2 separate regions of the Homo sapiens genome follow, and region 2 is linked to region 1. A link is a contact called in ENCODE Hi-C or POLR2A ChIA-PET data. All regions are on one chromosome and are shown on one strand. The core of a region is the stretch at or near the end of the contact, and the rest is flanking DNA. Distances in the headings are between cores, read along the strand shown.

What was found. Hi-C counts contacts between places; a loop is a spot of excess contacts on that map. ChIA-PET counts read pairs that join two places held with the same protein, here RNA polymerase II (POLR2A). Pooled maps may share reads with other maps.
Region 2: a loop to region 1 is called in a pooled map, with 4 times the contacts of the local background. The contact joins the promoter of SMC2-DT here to the promoter of MSANTD3 in region 1. A Hi-C loop is called at or near these places in 8 of 50 pooled maps. POLR2A ChIA-PET finds 5 or more read pairs at or near these places in 2 of 52 experiments (HEK293 and WTC11).

Annotation. Positions count from the first base shown.
Region 1 is chr9:100,425,813-100,428,797 of GRCh38, reverse strand. MSANTD3 (Myb/SANT DNA binding domain containing 3) reads right to left here and starts at 1,655. Exons shown (of 3, transcript NM_080655.3): 1 at 1,405-1,655. RefSeq lists silencers at 1,159-1,278, 1,319-1,548, 1,589-1,818.
Region 2 is chr9:104,090,856-104,093,810 of GRCh38, reverse strand. SMC2-DT (SMC2 divergent transcript) reads left to right here and starts at 1,337. Exons shown (of 3, transcript NR_121580.1): 1 at 1,337-1,722. It also overlaps a transcript of SMC2 not described here. RefSeq lists enhancers at 1-87, 1-219.

The DNA.
Region 1 (2,985 bases), core at 406-2,905:
GAGACCTTTGTATTTTAAGCATCTCATCAACCATTAGGGCTGGCAAGCATCCCCATGCCCTGAAACACAAGAATTTTGTGAGAAGGGATAATGGCATTTTAGGAGGCCCAATCACCTGACCCTCCATCAATCTGAATATTTTTGGCGGCCTGGGAGTAAAAAGAGACAACCTATAACATCCCTCCCCACCCCCTGCCCCAGCAGCCTTTGTCCCCTAGCCCGGGTCTCTACGGGAGGGATGAAATCTGGCCCAGCAATGCTGCAGGGGAGGGATGGTGAACCCTGGTGCCTTCCTCTACATCTTCCTCCAGGACTTCAGAATCCTTCTTCTCCCCCTTGTCCATCCCATGTCTCTCTCTGGCCCTGGACTCCCACAGCCATCCTCAATCCTAACTCAGAAACTATGTTTTTTAATTAATATTCAGCAATTTCCTTGGAATACAATCATCTGCTCTGACATGCTGAAAGGCACACTCTCTGGCCCTGATATTATCCTACCTCCAGTTTTAAATGTATGACAAATATATCCCTGCATCCTATAACTACTCTCCTCGATACTGCAGGAACGTCTGTAATGTTAAATGTTATCACGCCTAAGAAATACCCAACCTCCTGAATCGGAATAGGGAGACTAAATTCTTCACTGTTTCGTACTCCTAAATAAAGATTATTCATGCAATTTACAGTAACTACCTCACAGCGCCAGGGTGATGATTCAATGATAATTCATGCCAACTGTTTAGTACCTAGGGCCTGGTACATACAGAGTGCTCAAAATTTAGCTGTTATCATTTACATACATTATCTTTCACAATAGTACCTGAGGGTAGATATTATACCACGCCCCCCCGACCCCCGCCTCTAATTTACAGAAACAGTAGCCCCGGCTCGGAGTAAAGGAGCTTTCCCAAGGTCAGTCAAGCAAGGATGTGATGCTCGGCCTTCATCCTGCAAGTGAGGGATCCCTCCCGTTACACTCTGGACGGGCGGGGCACTGGAGGTCTTAAAGGAGACAAGTATGGAAAAGCGCCGAGCACAGTGATCAGCACACAGTGGGGACGCCGGGATGGGAAGACCGCGGTACTGCAGGTCACCTGGATTCCCCCCGAGCAGCTCCCCGAGCCCGGGAGTCCAAAGCCCACCCCGCTCCCAGCCGTGGGCGCGCCACTGAGTACCCCAGAGGCCCGCGCCCCGGGGCTTTGTAGGCAGCAGGCCGGCCCTACTCACCGAGTCCCATCGCGGCGCGCAGAGGCGGCCGCCCGGCGCCCAGCCTGCAAGGCCGGGGTCGCAGCGGCTCGGCCCGAAAACCCTCCATGCCGGCCCCCGGCCCCCTCTACGCCCGGCCCGCGCCCCCCACCCCCGCCCCCGCCCGGCTGCGGCCCGCCCGGAAGGGGAGCCTCCTACCTGCAGCGGCGGCGCGGCAGCCGCGGCGACCGGGGGAGGGGCCGGCGAGGCGCGAGGGCGGGCGGCCTGGGCTCCTCTCGCAAGCAGGGCGGCCGGGAGGGCCGCGGGCTCCCGAACGCCGGGCGGCGGCGGCGGCGGCGGCGCGCCCCCGGCCGGCCAGGCCCCGCCGCGCGCGCCGCGGCCACAAAGCCCGGACGCCGCCGCCCCCTCGCGGACCGCCCGCCGCCTGCCGGTCCGTCGGCGCCGCCGAGGAGGGCGGGAGCGCGGCCCCGCGCCAGTCCCCACTTCCCCGAGCTGCGGCCGCCGGCCTCCAGGGGACTGGGGCGGGGCGCGGGGTGCCCCCCCGCCCACCTGCCCGTCCGCACCGACCCCGCTCCTGACATCCTCGGGCTGACGTCCTCGTGCTGATTTAGTTGCCTTTTTTCCCCACCTTTGCAGAGGAGCTCCTGAAGCGGCCCGAAAAACTGTTTTATTTCTATGAACAACAAAAGAATACATTTGTCACACGGGATTTGGCGGCCATGAACACGAGTTAGTTCAGTCCAGGTCCCCCGACTGAAATAGGCCCTTTTCTTTTAGGACTCCTTGATACTTGGGACAGCGAATCCCCCTATGCTGAGTTTATCAGAACTTCTGTTAATTTGTGGAACGTGCCTCCCCCAGGAGAGCGACTGTGCTCACTGGAGCCCAGGACCTGTCTCGGACACTGTGCTGACTCATTTGGAATTAATGCGTGTGTAAATGCATGCACAACAGCTCAAACTGTCGGGACAAGCCACCCTTTGCTCCTCCCGCAAACAGAGTGGCTGGATGTTTCTTTTGCCCTGGATCCATTGGGAAGACTCCAACCCCAGAGAAAGGCAGAGAAGGCTTTTTAACTTTTTTTTTTTTTGAGGTGAAATTCGCATAACATAAACCACTTAAAAGCGAACGATTTGGTGGCATTTATTACATTCATAATGTTGAGCAACCACTTCTATCTAGTTCTGAAACATCCATACTCCATTAAGCAGTAATTCCCCAGTCCCTCCTTCCTCCAGACCCTGGCAACGACTCAGCTATTTTCTATCTCTGTGAGTTTACTTTTTTCTGGGTATTTCATATAAATGCAACCATACAATATGCGGCCTTTTGTGTCGTTTCTTTGACTTAGCCTGTATTTAAGATTCATCCATGTTGAGGCGTGGATCAGTACTTCATTCCTTTTTATGGCTGATTAATATCCCATTGTATGTGTATATTATAATTTGTTTATTCATTCATCCCTTGATAGATATTTGGGTTACTTCCACCTTTTGGCTATTGTGAATAGTGCTGCTCTGAACATGCCTGTACACATATTTGAGTACCTGTTCCCAGTTCTTTTGGATACATACCTAGGAGTGGACTTTCTGGGTCATAGGGTAATTCTATGTTTAACTTTTCCAGGAACTGCCAAAAAGTTTTCCACAGCAGCTGAATGAATCATTTTACATTCCCATCACCAATGTTTGAGGGTTCCAAGTTTCCACAACCTTGTCAACACTTGCAATTTTCCGTTTTTGTGTTTTAATTCCTTGAACATTTTTGAGACTATTGCTT
Region 2 (2,955 bases), core at 88-2,587, 3.7 Mb before region 1:
GGCACCGTCCTTCGGGGGACTCTGGCCCGCGTCCTGGCTCCGCCCCGTACTGGCCTCGGACCTCGGGGAGCGTTTTTATCTGAAGTTTCCACGTCGGAAAGGGATCGTAGTCTACCGAGAGCTGTTCCGAGCCCAGAGGAGAAATTGTGTGGTGCTAAATAGCTATTCATCTCCCTTATACCGGAAAGCGTTGTAATGATAAGCCGACCTAACCTGTTGGGGATTTTTTCTGGAAACCTTTTAAGACAGTTCATGTTATTGAGTTCTGAATATTAGGCTATATTGCAAGGGGCTTTTTAAAATCCACGTAGCAACCCTATGAAATCAGAAATTGCCCTCGTTTTACAAATGAGTTAAATGAGACCAAGTAAAAGGTTAAACAGCTTGTCTAGTAAGCTGGGATTTGTTCCCAGGCGGTCTAGCTCCAGATTGCATGCTTTTAAATACTAGGCTTCATGCATAGAATCTAGTATTATTAGCCGATCCTATTATTAGTATGTATTGTTCTTTAGGAAGAAAAAACGTGTCAGGATTGCTCACGTTTCCAAGCACGTTGATACTTAAGAGTTAGGAAGGGCTTAACTCCGAATGGGTATGGTGTTACCCTAAGTGAGGTTCAAAAAGATGGTGTGGGCAACAATGCTATTTTGGAATGGCTTGATCCTTTTGGGCTTCCATAACAAAATATCCTAGACTGGGTAGTTTATGAACCACAGAAGTTTATTCTTCACATTTCTGAAGGCTGGAATGTCACAGAATAAGGTGTGTCTAGGGAGGGGTGCTTTCTCTTTAGTGGATAGCACCTTCTGGCTCTGTCCTCGCATGGTGGAGAGGCAGAGGCCCTCGCTTGGGCCTATTTTATAAGGACCTTAATCCCATTCCTCACTTCCCAAGATGCCACTTGCTAAAACCGTCAGTTCGGGAGTTAGGATTTCAAAATGTGCATTTTGAGGGACACATTTAGACCATAGCGTAGGTCATGTTTTTAAAGTTGCTTTCTTGGCCCTGGAATGGCAATGCAGTCATCTGAATTGGTCTTAACCTACCAGGAATGGGCTTATATTTTGAAAATATTTCTCGATAAGGGAGTAAAATAAGTTGTATGGGTTTTTTGTTTAAGAAAGGATTCCTTTGTTTACTCTGGTATGCTTATCCACTTCTGTGATGTCAACCATGGGTAGTGACCTAACATTAATTTAATTCAACAGATATCTTTGTCTGCCTTGATTCCTGCATCCCCTGGGCTCCACAGCTATTCACTTGTATTGATTCTGTTAACTCTTACACATTAACTTTGAGCTGTGTCTCCTTCCTTTTATCATTTTGTGAGTAAAGAATTTTAATTTGCCAACAAATCCTAATGTGGACTTTGTCACGTTGTGAAATAAAGTGATTTTTTGGTATGGAAATATGTGTTAAGACAGACTGTTAGTCTTTGCACTTTAACAACTAGCTGATACACTTACGTCACATGGATGAAAACATACACAAGTGCACTGTTGTTGGATAAGGACTCCTGGGTGGTTAGAAGAATGTGCAGATCTAACTACTCCCATTAAGACCATTGATTAAAATGAAAAATGCTTATAAAGGTGGAGATCTCTCAGTTTTAGTCTTATTGCGTGCCAGAAGCACTAAGGAATTGCTGCTAAATATAAGACAAATGGACTTGAGGAAATCACTGATGACTAACTTGAAACTCTGCCTCCTGAGATCACACAGGTGAGTGGAAAAAACCAAGGCACAAAGCCAGTGAAGCCCCCTAATTTGGAGATGTGAGGGGTAGAAACAGAGAGTATAGGGTAGATGCAGTGTACAGAAAACACTGTTCTTGCTTCATCACCATGGATTAAAATCGTTTGAAAGCTTCAACGCTAGCGGGCAGTGTTTCAAGCAGAAATCTGGCAGCTAGTGGAGTCTGAGTCCTTATATGGAAGGCATCATCAGTACCAGCAAGGACACACATACAGCCACAAAGCAAGACCTAGGAGAAATATTTGGTGCTCTACTCTCCTAGGGAACTGGAAGGAACCTGCTCTCTCCTGGGTATACTTTTCTAATTTTAGAGTGCTAAAGAAGCTCTTCTCACAGGGACCCGAGTGAATCCTTTCTCCTTGGAACAAAGGACAAGAAAAAAAGAAAGGACTTTACCGCAGAAGTAAGGAAGACTCATTTTGTTGAGAGATTATTTTTAGGTTCAAGGAAATGAATTGATAATGACAGGAAGTTTATATTTTTACATTGGATTGACTAGCAGCACTTTTATTTTTTCAGAGAAGGAGTCTCACTCTGTCTCAGGCTGGAGGGCAGTGGCCTGGCAGCACTTTTTGAATACACTCGTGCACCACATAATATTTCAATGTCTGATTACATTATGTGACTGTGGTCCCTTAAGATTATAATGGATAATTCCTGTTGCTTAGTGATGTTGTAACATCGTAGTGCAACATACTACCCTTTCTGTTTAGAAACACAAACACAACATTGTGTTATAGTTACCTACATTATTCAGTACAGTAATATGCTATAAAAGTTTGTAGTCTAGAATCATAAGGCTATAATATGTAGGTTTGTGTTAAGTATACTTCATGATGTTTGCACAACAATGAAATTGCCTAATGAGGCGTTTCTCAGAACGTATCTCGTCGTTAGGCAACGCATGACTGTATTTTATTTCTAACGCCATATTATTTGAACTGTGGGTTCACCGAATATAACCTGTTTGACAAACTTGCAAAGAAACACAGCTAAGTATAATTTAAAATGAGGAATAGAAAAGGAGGTTATTATATTCATTCACCCAGTGGGACTGGTTAGACCCATTCATTTTAATGTCAGTGACAATATTGTTTTCTAAAATACATGTTCTGTTTGGTTCTTTGTGAATTCTGCCTCTTCTTTCATTATGATTTCTATTATTTTGTCCTTTTAATCAAGTTATATGTCTTTATTTTA